2 separate regions of the Homo sapiens genome follow, and region 2 is linked to region 1. A link is a contact called in ENCODE Hi-C or POLR2A ChIA-PET data. All regions are on one chromosome and are shown on one strand. Each heading gives the region's core, a stretch centred on a gene start or an enhancer-like site at or near the end of the contact. The rest is flanking DNA. Distances are from core to core; before and after follow the strand shown. Region 1 holds the start of CHRNE (cholinergic receptor nicotinic epsilon subunit). Region 2 holds the start of NUP88 (nucleoporin 88).

Region 1 (7,074 bases), core at 1-2,500:
GAGGGCGGTGCTTCCCGGTTGGCCCCGCCCCATAAGGCCCCCCCCCAACAATAATCGTCCGGGCCTCGGAGTAGCTCTTCCCACCGGAAAATAAGCGAACAGTTCTGCCAATCGAAGGGGAAGTAGGTGACCTCCACTGCGCAGACGCTGCGGTAGATGGCCGGAGGCAGCCACGTCACGGAGCCGCCCTCGTAGACGAGCACGTTGGCGTCGTAGGCCACTCCGAACTGGCCATCAATACTGTGGGCTCGGGGAAACCGAGCTTTTTGCACAGGTCTGCACCCTCTCAGAGTACCCCCTTCCCCAACCAAGTCCAGCCCGCACCCCAGGCCGGCTTCCCTCCAGCCTGGCGTCTGGCCCGGTTCTCACTTGTTTTCCAGCACAATCTCTGGCAGCCACACGAGTTCTGAAGGGACTCGCAGGGTTTCTATACCCCCAAAGTCGTCCTTGCTGTAGTTGAGTCGGTAATCCTGCCAATCCTAAGGGGTGGGGGATGGAAGGCCGCGTGCCCTGCATCTCCCACCTGGCGCTGCCTGGGAGGGGTTTGGGGGAAAAGGGGTGCCCTGGACAAGACCTCACACCATTCCCCAGATTTGACTCACGATTCCAATCCAGACGCTAGTGGTGAGAGTCTCCTCTTTTTCATTCTGCAGATGGGAGATGGGGATGATTGAAGTGAGATTTCAGGGCCAGAAGTGAGCTTTAGGACAGAGCTCAGCGGTTGGGGCCAGAAGTGGGATTTTTGGCTTAAGATGAGGGTGGGGGTAGCTTACCAGTGAGATGAGATTCGTCAGGGTGACCTTGAGGCTGATGGTGACAGTATCCTCAGGCTCCCGCACTGGCCGGCTTCCTGGGTCATAGTTGTTGAAGAGATGGTGATAAAGACGCAGTTCCTCGTTCTTCCCCACACCCCTGCCTGCGATGGGGTCAAGAAGGAAGGGTCATTGGCAATGAAGAGGCTGGAGCACCTCTCTCCCCTCTGCCTCCCCTGGGTCCTCACAGGCCTCTGAGGCTGTGTACTATCAGTATCTGTCTCCTAAACCAATTATGCTGTGCCTGGGAACGAAATACTGTGTCTAAGTCTCCATCTTGGTCTCTGTCTTTGTCTTCCCAGTCCCTTCATGTCAGTATCTGTGTGTGTCCAATTGCCCCTCTAGCCCCTGTCCGTACCGAGAAGCCCCAAGAGGAGCAGGACCCCAAGCGGAGCCCTTGCCATCCTGCTGCGTGGTTCTCAGGGTTATTCTGAGCTCTGGCAGGCTTGGAGGGGGCATGCCAGGGTGCCTGTGTGAGGGGGAGGAGGGTGTTAGTTCCGGGCTGTTAGGGGACTGTCACCTAATCCTCTGCTCACCCCTGCTGCAGCTGGGGACATTTTGGCTGCTTCCAGAGGCAGCTGCCCCATCCTGTGTTTCCTGCCCCTGCCCCGCCCCAGCCCAGCGTCCTTTGCCTGGTATTTGGCCAACTCCCCAGCCACAGATGTGGGCGTCTCCTGAGAGGCACCTGCAACCACAATTCTAGTAGCAGGGGGTGGGAGACACTGCTTTCAGCAGGCACTGTTGTCCTTTGAGTAAGCTGCCCTGTGTAGGTGACCCTGACTGATGAACACATCTGGGGATGTGACACACCCCTTGCCTCCCATTCTCACCCATGTGGAACACACACTATCACCACCCAAGCTCACAATGCCTTTCTTGCCGACAGAGTGGCAAAAAACAGTCTCCATAAAGACCTGATAAAGAGACAGGTGGTCACAGGGGATTAGCCCTGCGGTACAGAGATTCCATCTAGCAAAGGAGATCATGTAAAGGACCCACCTCCTTCCACAACCTGATCGCCAGGTTTGCCCATGCCCAGCCCCTCTGGGTGGGAGACTTGTTTCTCCTTGTCTATCCCTGCTGCCACCTTGTGGTCACAGATGATAGTACCGTCTTCCCATCCTACTCTCCTAAACACACACGTGCACACATACACACACACCTGATGACACCTTAATAGATCCTTTTGATGTTCCTTTTTAAAAAAAATTTTTTTGAGACCAAGTCTCGCTCTGGCGCCCAGACTGGAGTGCAGTGGCATGATCTCGGCTCACTGCAACCTCCGCCTCCCGGGTTCAAGCGATTCTCCTGCCTCAACCTCTGGAGTAGCTGGGACTACAGGCGCATGCCACCATGCCCGGCTAATTTTTGTATTTTTTAGTAGAGATGGGGTTTCACCATGTTAGCCAGGATGGTCTCGATCTCCTGACCTCGTGAGCCACCTACCTGGGCCTCCCAAAGTGCTGGGATTATAGGCGTGAGCCACCGCGCCCAGCCTCGATGTTTTTTGTTTTTCTGTTTCTTTTTTTGTTTTTTGTTTTTTGCAGGGGGTGGGGGGACAGGATCTCACTCTGTCACCCAGACAGGAGTACAGTGGCACCACCATAGTTCACTGCGGCTCTCAAACTCCTGGGCTAAAGCGATCCTCCTGCCTCAGCTTCCCAAAGGGTTAGGATTACAGGTGTGAGCCACCACGCCCGGCCTCAGTGTTTTTTAAAGCCTTCTTGAACCATTCTAATCACCTGGAGGGGTGCTTATTTTAAATTCAGATTCCTAGGCTCCATTCCCAGAGAATTATGATTTCGGGACTAGGGTGCCAGGAATCTGTATTTTTAGGAAACTGTCCAGGTGTTCCTCGTGAGGTAGGAGGGGCTGGCCTAAGCATATTTTCTGCTTACATCTCATTTCCTCACAGCAGTCCAGCAAAGCAATGATCACTGTCCTGAATACATGAAAGGGGATGCTAAGGTCGGGATCCAGGGTCACACAAGTAGATTGGCAATAATGCATGAGACTTATCAATCAACTCTATTGATCTCGCACACCTGTGTTTATTTTACCCTTCACAAAACACTTTCGGGTCCATCACCTTTGGGTCTCCTTCCCCCACCTATGAGGTAGGTCATAATCACCTCCATGTTACAAGCGAGGACACATCAAATAACAGAGTGTCCTCCTAGTCCATTTCCCACACTTGTGTAAAGCCTCTGTTTCCACTGCTGCCTTATCAACCCCACGATTTCCATTTCAGACTCCCTTTCTGGGTCTCTTTGACCCAGCTTACCTCTTTGCATGTGGCTGGTACATGGACTAAGTCTCAAATCTGTGCTGCTGCTTATTCCAGAGCTTCCGCGTCAAGGCTTGGGACAAGAATTGTGATAAATGCAAATATTTATTCAAACATCAGTGGACACCTACAAAGTTCCCCCTTACAGGGCCGAGTGCTACGGTTATTGAGATGGATAAAACAAGCCTCAAGGAGTTATCATCTAATGACAGAGACCTATCAACAGCCAGTGATGCCAGACTATGAGAAGCATAAAAATAAACAGGTGCTATAGAATCTGTAGCTAGGGTGAATCAGATCTGTCAGAAAAGCAAGGTTTTGGCCAGGCACAGTGGCTCATGCCTGTAATCCTAACTATTTGGGAGGCTGAGGCTGGAGCATCACTTGAGCCCAGGAGTTCAAGACCAGCCTGGGCAACACAGTGAGACCCCCCATCTCTACAAAAATAAATAAACAACAACAAAAAATATTAGCCAGGCATCATGGTGCATGCCTGTAGTCCCAGCTACTTAGGAGGCTGAGGCGGGAGGATTGCTTGACCCTAAGAGATCAAGGACACAGTGAGCTACGATCACACTACACTCCAGCCTGGGTGACAAGCGAGACCCTATCTCAAAAAAATGAAGTTTCCGGCTGGATGCGGTGGCTCAACACCTGTAATCCCAGCACTTTGGGAGGCCAAGGCAGGTGGACCACCTGAGGTCAAGAGTTCGAGACCAGTCTGGCCAACATGGTGAAACCCCATCTCTACTAAAAACACAAAAATTAGCTGGGTGTGGTGGCTGGCACCTGTAATCCCAGCTACTCGGGAGGCTGAGGCAGGAGAATCACTTGAACCTGGGAGACGGAGGTTGCAGTGAGCCGAGATCGTGCCACTGCACTCCAGCCCGGGTGACAGAGTGAGACTCCATCTCAAAAAACAAAAAAATGAAGTTTCTCCTAGGTTTCCTGTAGTCTTGCACATGGACTGGAACTTACTAGACCAGTGTCAGAGGCCAAGGCAGCTCCAGAGCCTGTCTCCTGATCTGTCTCTGCCGCTCTGTCCGCTCTCTGCTCCTCTCACTTCGTCAGCACTGCCCATTCCCCCTACTTTGCATGTCCCCTTTCTACTGTGTAGTTTCTGCTTTCTCGTCACCTGTGCATCATTTCACCATGGTCTTAGCCCCAGACCAACTTCTTGGCTTCTCTCTGCAGAGGCAGCACTTTTGTTCCCGTTGCTACTGCCTGATGCTCTGAGGGCTTGGGGTGCCAACACTGAAGAAGGATCATGGGGTTGGCCTAAGACTGCCTTGTTTAGGATGGATAGTGGGTGTGGCAGGCCCTGACACCACATGTCTGGTAATTCACCCTCTAGCAACCCAGCCCACTTCTCCTATATGTTTAGCTCCCAAAACGGCCTGCCAGGATGCCATTCTCACTGCTAGAGCTGAAATATATACAAATATATGAAATATACATAAATTAATACAGTTAATATAAATTCACTCTATCCTCCCCAGCAGGATTCAAACTTGAAATCTTGCTTCAAAAAGTGATTATGAGAAAAAAAATCTAATAATCTGATCAAAAAGAGGGCAGAAGATTTGAATAGACGCTTCTCAAAATAAGACACACAAATGCCAAACAGGTATAAGAAAACGTGCTCAGCATCATTGGTCATCACTGGGAGGCTGAGGTAGGAGAATTGCTTGAGCCTGGGAGTTCAAGACCAGCCTGGGCAATATAGTGAGACCTCATCTGTAAATAAATAAATAAAATTTTAAAAAACAGATGAATGGTGAGCCAAGATCATGCCACTGCATCCTAGCCTGGGAAACAAGAGAGAAAACTGTTTAAAAAAAAAAGAAAAAAGAAAAACACAGATGAATGGATAAAGCAAATGTGGTACATATACACAATGGAGCACCATTCACCCATAAAAAAGGATGAGATCCTGTCATTTGCAACAACATGAATGGAACTGGAGATCATTATGTTAGGTGAAATAAGCCAGGCACAGAAAGACAATCATTGCATGTTCTCACTTATTTGTGGGAGTTAAAAATCAAAACAATTGACCTCATGGACATAGAGAGTAGAAGGATGGTTACCAGAGGCTGGGAAGGGTAGTGGGCAGGTAGGTGGATGGTGGGGATGGTTAATGGGTACAAAAAAAATAGAATAAGACCTACTATTTGATAGCACAACAGAGTGACTGTAGTCAATAATAATTTCATTGTACATGTTAAAAAAAACTTAAGAGTGTAATTGCATGGTTGGTAACTTAAAGGATAAATGATTGGGGGAATTAAAAAAAAAAGTGATTATGGCAAGGGTCCTTCAAGAAAACACTCCGGGCCGGGCGCGGGGGCTCACGCCTGTAATCCCTGCACTTCGGGAGGCCGAGGCGGGCGGATCACGAGGTCAGGAGATCAAGACCATCCTGGCTAGCATGGTGAAACCCCGTGTCTACTAAAAATTAAAAAAAAAAAATTAGCCGGGCATGGTGGCGGGCGCCTGTAGTCCCAGCTACTCGGGAGGCTGAGGCAGGAGAATGGCGTGAACCCGGGAGGCGGAGCTTGCAGTGAGCCAAGATCACGCCACTGCACTCCAGCCTGGTGACAGAGCAAGACTCAGTCTCAAAAAAAAAAAAAAAAAAAAAAAACACTCTCAGCCCAGAGTCCAGTGTCCCCTGCTCTAAGTAGTTTCACTCAGGTCTGATTTCCATCCATTCTCCAAATGATGGGCTAAATCCTCAACTTAAGCACCACAACTACATCATGTATAAACAATACATCACACACACACCCCACAACATAGAAAATGCAATAGTGGGCTGGGTGAGGTGGCTCGTGCCTGTAATCCCAGCACTTTGGGCAGCCAAGGCAGGTGGATCACTTGAGATCAGGAGTTCAAGACCAGCCTGACCCACATGGTGAAACCCTGTCTCTACTAAAAATAGAAAACTTAGTCGGGCACGGTGGCTCACACCAGTAATCCCAGCACTTTGGGAGGCCGAGGCGGGCGGATCACGAGGTCAGTAGTTTGGGACCAGCCTGATCAACATGGTGAAACCCCGTCTCTACTAAAGATACAAAAAATTAGCCAGGGGATTACACCTGTAATCCCAGCTACTCGGGAGGCTGAGGCAGGAGAATCCCCTTGAACCAGGCAGTCAGAGGTTGCGGTGAGCCTAGATCGTGCCATTGCACTCCAGCCTGGTGACAGAGTGAGACTCTGTCTCAAAATAATAATAATAATAAAATGCAATAGTTAACAAAACTACATTTGAGCCAACAACCTGCATAGGAGAGGTGCGGGTTACAGTGAGTAGAAATCCTCATTCCTGGAAGGCTGCAGTGGCCATGGGCCTCACACATAGACCGCATTCACCTGAGAGCCAGGGGCTGGAGCTGCAACTTGTGAGTGACCAGTGCATCCCAGGGGCTTGCCTTGCTCCTCATGCTGGAGGAGTTTCCGGAAGGGGCTCTTGCCACTTCCCACATCACAGCAGTGCGTTCCTGCCAGTGCTGGGAGCAAAGCTCAGCCACCGTTCCTGCCAGCGCTGGGAGCAACGCTCAGCCACCGTCTTTGTCTAGGTTTGGTTTGCTCACAGTGAGGACTGCCTCGGGGGCTGAGACTTCCTGCCGAGTTAGTGGAGTCAGGCACAGGCCTGCTAGCCAGGGCTGATGGTTCGTATTTTCATAATGAAAATTCCCCAGAACCTGAATGGGCTGCCTGACAATTCCCCTACACACACAGACACACAGACACACAGACACACACACACACACACACAGAGACACACACATACACAGATACACAGACACACACACAGACACACAGAGACACAGACACAAAGACACACACACACACAGACACAGACACACAAACACACACAGAAACACAGACACACACACAGCCACACACACAGCCACGGACACACACACACACACACATTCACAGACACACGCAGATACACACAGACACACGCAG
Region 2 (7,074 bases), core at 1,913-4,412, 520 kb after region 1:
GTATACAACTTACCTACAATTCACTGTTGATTTTCCACCTTCAAATTCAGAATTCTTCCCCCATCTTTTAGGTAATTCTAATACCATAAGTCCTTTTATTCCTATAAGTGCTACATGATGTTGTGTTGGGCTTAACAAGACTTGATAGATTTCAAACAGGGGTGGATTTATGCAAAGCAATCTCTGAAAATTAGAGCAAACCAGTCAACATAGTTAATTTTAATTTAAATATAGGTGGCAGTTACTTGAAATCACAGTAATACTTAGTTTACTACAATTATAGGATAATAAAACTCTGGATAAGTACTCACACTTGTACCATTAACTCACAAATTTTTTTTTTTTTTTTTGAGACAGAGTCTTGCTGTCACCCAGGCTGGAGTGCAGTGGCAGCCCACTGCAGACTTTACTATGGGGGTTCAAGTGTCCTCCCCACCTCAGCTTCCAGAGGAGCTGGGACTACAGGTGTGCACCATCACTCCCAGCTAATTAAAAAGGTTTTTTTTGTAGAGATGGGGGTTTCGTCATGTTGCCCAGGCTGGTCTGAACACCTGTTCCCGTGCTCACAAGATCCACCTGCCTCCACCTTGGCCTCCTAAAGTGCTGATTATAGGCTACAGCTACCACACCCAGCTTACTCATGCTTGCTTTTAACATCCAAAGTTACAACTCATGATAAGCTGCTTTCTTCCCCATCTCTAAGGTTTTGAGATTTTGGAGGAGTGAAGGTTATTGAGATAGTCACCAATATTTACTGAAAGCTTATAAATTCTGGGCACTCCAGCATTTCTGTATGCTGGACATACAAAAATAAGTAAATAGCCAGGCGTGGTGGCACATGCCTGTAGTCCCAGCTACTTCCAGGCGCTGAGGTGGGAGGATCACTCGACCCCTGACAGTAGAGGCTCCAATGAGCCGTGATCACACCACTGCACTCCAGCCTGGGCAACAGAGAAAGACCCCATTTCAAAAATAAAAAATAAAATACGTTTTTAAAAAATGACAAGGGCAGACCCAGCCCCTGCCTTGGAGCTTACAGTCTAGAAAAGAAGACAGAGGCAGAGTGCCATGGCTCACGGCTGAAATGCCAGCACTTTGGGAGGCCAAGACGGGTGGATCACCTGAGGCCAGGAGTTCCAGATCAGCCTGGTTAACATGGTGAAACCCCGTCTCCACTAAAAATACAAAAAGTAGCCGGGTACGGTGGAGTGGGCCTGTAATCCCAACTACTCAAGAGGCTGAGGCAGGAGAATCGCTTGAATCCATGAGGTGGAGGTTGCAGTTAGCTGAGATTGCACCACTGCACTCCAGCCTGGGCAACAGAGCGAGATCCTGCCTCAAAACAAAACAAAACAAAAACAGCCGGGCGCAGTGGCTCACGCCTGTAATCCCAACACTTTGGGAGGCCAAAGCCAGCAGATCACGAGGTCAGGAGTTCAAGACCAGCCTGGCCAACATGGCGAAACCCCGTCTCTACTAAAAACACAAAAATTAGTCGGGCGTGGTGGCAGATACCTGTAATCCCAGCTACTCGCGGGGGGGGCTGAGGCAGAAGAATCGCTTGAAACTGGAAGGTGGAGGTTGCGGTGAGCCGAGATGGCGCCATTGCACTCCAGCCTGGGCAACAAGAGCGAAACTCCATCTCAAAAAAAAAAAAAAGACACAAAATAATTATAAATAATTAAGTTATGATTATGTCAAATGCTACACAGCAGTATAGAATGTTATTAGAATACTGCGTGCTGCACATTTGGTAATTATTATTATTTTTTGAGACACAGTCTTGCTCTGTTGCCCAGGCTGTAGTGCAGGGGCGTGATCTCAGCTCACTGCAACCTCCTCCTCCCAGGTTCAAGCGATTCTCCTGCCTCAGGCACCTGAGTAGCTGGGATTACAAGGGCGCGCCACTACACCTGGCTAATTTTTGTATTTTTAGTAGAGACGGGGTTTCACCATGTTGGCCAGGCTGGTCTCGAATTCCTGACTTCAGGTGATCCACCTGCCTCTGCCTCCCAGTGTTGGGACTGCAGGCGTGAGCCACCGCGCCCGGCCTTCATAATTCTTTTTAACTGAAATTGGGTAAATAAGTAGACTGTAGACTCCTGCCCTATTTTCAAAACTGCAGAAGCATTGCTAGCGTCTTATTAAAATTAAATCACTTCTCGGTAACAAGAATTGGACCGGGCACACAACAGATGTCATACCTTAGAATGAGTACCAAGCTCTTTTTCATCTTTAAGAGAATCTGTGTATTACAAATAAACATTTCCATAAACCAATATTTGACCACGGCAAGTGTGTAATACTTTCTGGATCACACCCATTTTCACATGCTGTCGGCTAATCAAAAACAAAAATCCCCATTTTGGGTATGGCTTTATTTTCTAAAGCGGGCGTTACGGGGGTAAGAATTAACAGAGACTTCCTCCTCCATGTCAAGCATGAAGCGTGGTGCTTTGAAACCTGCAACCTGACTTGCTGTGCACAACGCAAGAGAAAGTTACGATCTAACCTATTATAAGCGTCACATCAGGAAACAGGTTTCTCTCGACGAAACTAAAAATAGCAACTCCGCCCACTCGTTCTCAACCCCTTTAGCCCGCTTTGTTTTTCTCCAGAGCACTCATCCGTCACTAGTATTTTTATTGAATATTCAATGACCCTTTCCTTCCTCCCAGGCCTCCAGGCCGTAAGCATCGAGAGAGCCTGAGTCCCCGCGACCGCGTATGGCAGCGTCGGAGTCAATCCGCTGGAACGCCTGCCACAAGATGAAAAACAGCCAAGAGGAGCAAGGAACAAAAAAGACTGGTTCCGATCCCGGTGAGGGTCACTTCCAAGATCGGCCTGGCATTACCTGGTACTGGGACAGGGCGGGCTCTTCGCCGCCGCCGCTGGGGCCCCGAAGGCGAACGACTAAGAAGGAGCTGTCTTCTCCGTCCCACAGGAAAAGCTCTCCGCCGAGGCCAAAGACCACGTTTCTCGTCAGCAACTGCGGCGGCGGCGACGAAGGCAACGACGAAGAAGCTGGTTTCTCAGCTTCGGTTGGACTCTGGTTTTTCAGTCCCTCCCGGAGCCGCAAGAACACGACGTGGTTAGGAAGCCAGGTCTGCCACAGCTCGCCGTCGCCCACCGGTCCCTCGGCGGCCGCCATCTTGGCCCAACTGCTCCCCTCACTCCAGTTGCTCAGCCCGCCGCTGAGCACAGCCAATCCGCGGCCGTCCACTCACTGTTTCGGCCAATCACCGAGCAGACGGCCCGGAAGCTCGAGAGGCTCGTGCCAGGTCGGGGGGCGAAGGCGAGGCCAGCCCACCAAGCAGGGGCGTCACCAAGGGAAAGCCAATCACCATTATTTCTGAAGCCCAAGGGGGCGGGACGAGAAGTCAACATAATGGTGGTGCTGCTGGAAATCTAGCACCTGGGGAGAGCCTGAGACTTGTGTATCTAATTGCCTATTGGACACCTCCATCTGGGTAAACCCAGGCATCCAGAACTTTCCCTCAAGACTTACCTCCCTCAGTGCAGGTCGGGCTGGCCTCACGCATTTCGCTTGGATGCCTAAATCTGTCTCCACGTGGGGCCGGTCGATAAAACAACACTTCCCAGAATACGCTGCGATCCATTCGCGGTCTGCACCCGGAAAGTACACCTCCCAGGGGTCTGTGCGCGCCTCCAGGGAACGGGTCTTGTGGCTTTGTCTCCCGCGAAGAGGAGATGGCGGAGTCGTTGAGGTCTCCGCGCCGCTCCCTGTACAAACTGGTGGGCTCGCCGCCTTGGAAAGAGGCTTTCCGGCAGGTGGGTATGGGGTTTGTGCAGTGGTCTACCCTAGATCGTCCCGGTGACCGCCGTCTTCCCTGCCTTCGCCTTAGCCCTGCTCCGTGGAGCAGGTGCCGCAGCGCGCCTGGTCTGGTCAAACCCAGGCCTGCTGACTGTAGAGTGTGGGATTAGCCCGGGTCGGTCAAGTCCTAGAAAGCCTTGTTTTTGGATTCGATTTTGTTTTGAATTTAAATTGTGGTCAGGACATCACCGTTTGCACCTCTGCAATAACACTACCTACTGTTGCTGCGGAGGTGGCCACCGAGAGAGGCACTTTGTCTACGTTCGTCTTGTGAGATAGAGATGATTTCTATTCTAGAGAGTAGTAAAATGAGGCTTAGAAGAGGGCTCCACCTCAGTTCTGGCCTCTTCTGAACACAGTGTGGTTATTAGTAAGTAATGTCCAAGAAAGTAACCCGACGCAAGAAAGATAGCAGATACAGCAGAGTTTCTCAGCCTTGACAATGGACATTTTGAGGGAGATATTTATATGTTGTGGAGGGTTGTTTAAGCCACGTCTCGGGCCTCCACCCACTAGATGCTAATAGTCCTATAACTAGAATTGTGACAACCAGAAATGTCTCCAAGCATTGCCAAATGTTCCTTGGGGGACAAAACCTCCCTGAGTTCAGAAACGCTGCTGTGCAGGAAGGCCGTTACCCAGCCATATCTAGAGTAGCAAGAATTTGGAAGGAATATAAATGTTCTGTAATAGGACATTGGATGCTGAGATATTATGCACACAACCATTAAGGAAACTGGCAAGCTAGAATAAAAAATATGGTTCTTTGTAAATACGTGTACAAAGCATTGTAATTTTATGTATCTCTACAGAGGAATATGCAAAAGTAACACTAGTTAGTATTATCATTGAAATTTTGTGTCTATAAACTTTCTTTAATGTTTTCTCAACTAATGTAAGAGTGTTTTTTAAAAATAGAAATGCTTTTTTTTTCCCCCCCAATCTTGCTCTTTTTTCCCAGAGATGCCTGGAGAGAATGAGAAACAGCCGGGACAGGCTCCTAAACAGGTACCGCCAGGCTGGAAGCAGTGGGCCAGGGAATTCTCAGAACAGCTTTCTAGTTCAAGAGGTGATGGAAGAAGAGTGGAATGCTTTGCAGTCAGTGGAGAATTGTCCAGAAGACTTGGCTCAGGTCAGGCTGGGCTATGTGTTTTCAGGGAGGGGGACTGCACCACCAAGAACGGCTCGTGTCCTCTTTTATTTGTTTACTTGAGTCCTCTAAACCCACCATTCCCCTAACCCCATTTAGAATTCAACAGCCTTTAACCCAGGCTTTTCTACACTTAATGTTAGACTTGTCTAGATGAAATGGTCTGAAATACCAGACCGTAGACCTGCTCATCACTGCAACATCATCATTTATGAAACTAAAAAGAAAGAAATTTCATTTCTTGCCTCCACCCTTGGAAATTATGATTCAGTAGGCATAGGCTAGGAATCTCTTTCTCTCCCTCTCTCTCGCTCTTTTTTTTTTTCTGTCTTGCTCTGTCGCCCAGGCTGGAGTGCAGTGGCAAGATCTCGGCTCACTGCAACCTCCACCTCCTGGGTTCAAACGATTCTCCTGTCTCAGCCTCCCAAGTAGCTGGGATTACAGATGTGTGCCACCATGCCCGGCTAATTTTGTTTCTGTTTTAGCAGGGATGGGGTTTCACCATGTTGGCCAGGCTGGTCTTGAACGCCTGACCTCTAGTGATCTGCCCACGTCAGGAATCTCTTTCTAAAAAGGTCTCCAGAAACTTTCCGATTCTAATCTCAGCCAACGTTGGCAGCCATGTGTGGAAGGGAAAACCATTTATAGTGTATCAGGAAGAACACTGGATTCGAAGTCAGGAGTTCCAGAATTCAAATCCTGGTTTGGCTATTGACTGTTAACTTCAGTTTGCCTCTTTGAGGTTTAGTTTTCACATTTATAAAATGAGAAGATAATGTTTTCAGCATTGTAAGGACTGTGTAAGAAAATGTGGGCAACTGTTTGAAACCATCAACACCCTGTGTAATAATGATGCATTATTCAGTGGCTTTTGTGTGTCCTGCAGTACACCAATGTTTGCCTTATATCACCACAACTAGTACTCACAGTAACCCTCTTAGATAGATTTTATTCCCACTTTACAGAGGCCAAAACTGAGATTTGCAGAGATTAGGAACTTTTCATGTGGTTACGTAGCCTTGGAAGAATATGTACCTAACTGCTACCCTATATCGTCTCTCCAAAATTGGGTACCATTATTTTGTCACTGGATAGTTGGATCATTTGTTGATGGCTTGTCAGCATGACAGCATTACCCCACTGTCAGCATATTCTGCAGGAGGACTGGACTGATTTTGTCCAATAAATCTGGGTTCTTCAAGCCAGCCTCCAAGTATGAATCACTGTGGGGCTTGGTTGGTGATTAATACTTCAAACTTCTGATGCCGCTCCTTTCTCTTCCAGCTGGAGGAGCTGATAGACATGGCTGTGCTGGAGGAAATTCAACAGGAGCTGATCAACCAAGGTAACCCCTAGTGGTAGTCCTTCCTTACCTGTATTTAGCTACTGGAATACTGTGACCTTTCCTCCAATCAGGATTAGTTTATAAGTCCCCTTTGTCTACCTCCATCAGTCAAGTGTCCAAAAGACTCCTTTTGTACTCTGACATCTTGGCTGTCTAGCTTCTCAATAATAAGGGTCTCCAGGGTGCTAGACCTTGTGCTAAGAACTTCTCATTTAATGATGCTGTTTTCTCCATGTGACTGCCCTGTAAGATAGTAGTATTAGAACAGAAGGTGGTTGGTGTTCTCGTGCAGGTCATACAGCTAGTAAGTGGAGGAGATGGGAAGCAAAATCAGTTGTATGAATCCAGTTCCCATGTTTCTTCTACCATCCTGCCTCTCTATTAATGGGTTAATAGTTCACTGAGGGTGGTGGCTTATGCCTGTAATCCCAGCATTTTGAGAGGCTGAGGCAGGAGTATTGCTTGAGGCCAGTTCAAGACCAGCATGGGCAACATAACAAGATCCTGTCTCTACAGAAGTAAAAAAAAAAAAAAAAAAATTATCTGGGTGTGGTAGCAAATACTTGTAGCCTCCCTCAGCCAGAAGGCTTAGGCAGGAGGATCACTTGAACCCAAGAGTTTAAGGTTACAGTGAGCTATAATTTTACCACCTCACTCCAGCCTGGCTGACAGAGGGAGACCCTGTCACTTTAAAAAATAAAATAAAAAAAAGTAAACCTGCCATTTTACAGGATACAGTGATAG

What was found. A loop is a pair of places that touch in the nucleus more often than their neighbours do. ChIA-PET counts read pairs that join two places held with the same protein, here RNA polymerase II (POLR2A). Pooled maps may share reads with other maps.
Region 2: a loop to region 1 is called in a pooled map, with 4 times the contacts of the local background. The contact joins the promoter of NUP88 here to the promoter of CHRNE in region 1. A Hi-C loop is called at or near these places in 1 of 50 pooled maps. POLR2A ChIA-PET finds 5 or more read pairs at or near these places in 2 of 52 experiments (CD4-positive, alpha-beta T cell and activated CD8-positive, alpha-beta memory T cell).

The regions. Positions count from the first base shown.
Region 1 is chr17:4,901,848-4,908,921 of GRCh38, forward strand. CHRNE (cholinergic receptor nicotinic epsilon subunit) reads right to left here and starts at 1,251. Exons shown (of 12, transcript NM_000080.4): 1 at 1,171-1,251; 2 at 774-916; 3 at 603-647; 4 at 370-479; 5 at 85-240. The coding sequence starts at 1,216. It overlaps C17orf107 (chromosome 17 open reading frame 107), which reads left to right. Exons shown (of 3, transcript NM_001145536.2): 3 at 1-1,087. RefSeq lists enhancers at 1-604, 605-1,246, 1,436-1,655, 6,002-6,828, 6,829-7,074 and a silencer at 1,787-2,081.
Region 2 is chr17:5,416,500-5,423,573 of GRCh38, forward strand. NUP88 (nucleoporin 88) reads right to left here and starts at 3,163. Exons shown (of 17, transcript NM_002532.6): 1 at 2,855-3,163; 2 at 14-183. The coding sequence starts at 3,151. RPAIN (RPA interacting protein) reads left to right here and starts at 3,683. Exons shown (of 7, transcript NM_001033002.4): 1 at 3,683-3,792; 2 at 4,797-4,967; 3 at 6,270-6,330. The coding sequence starts at 3,712. RefSeq lists enhancers at 2,525-3,164, 2,800-3,337, 3,338-3,875, 3,605-3,724, 3,735-3,954.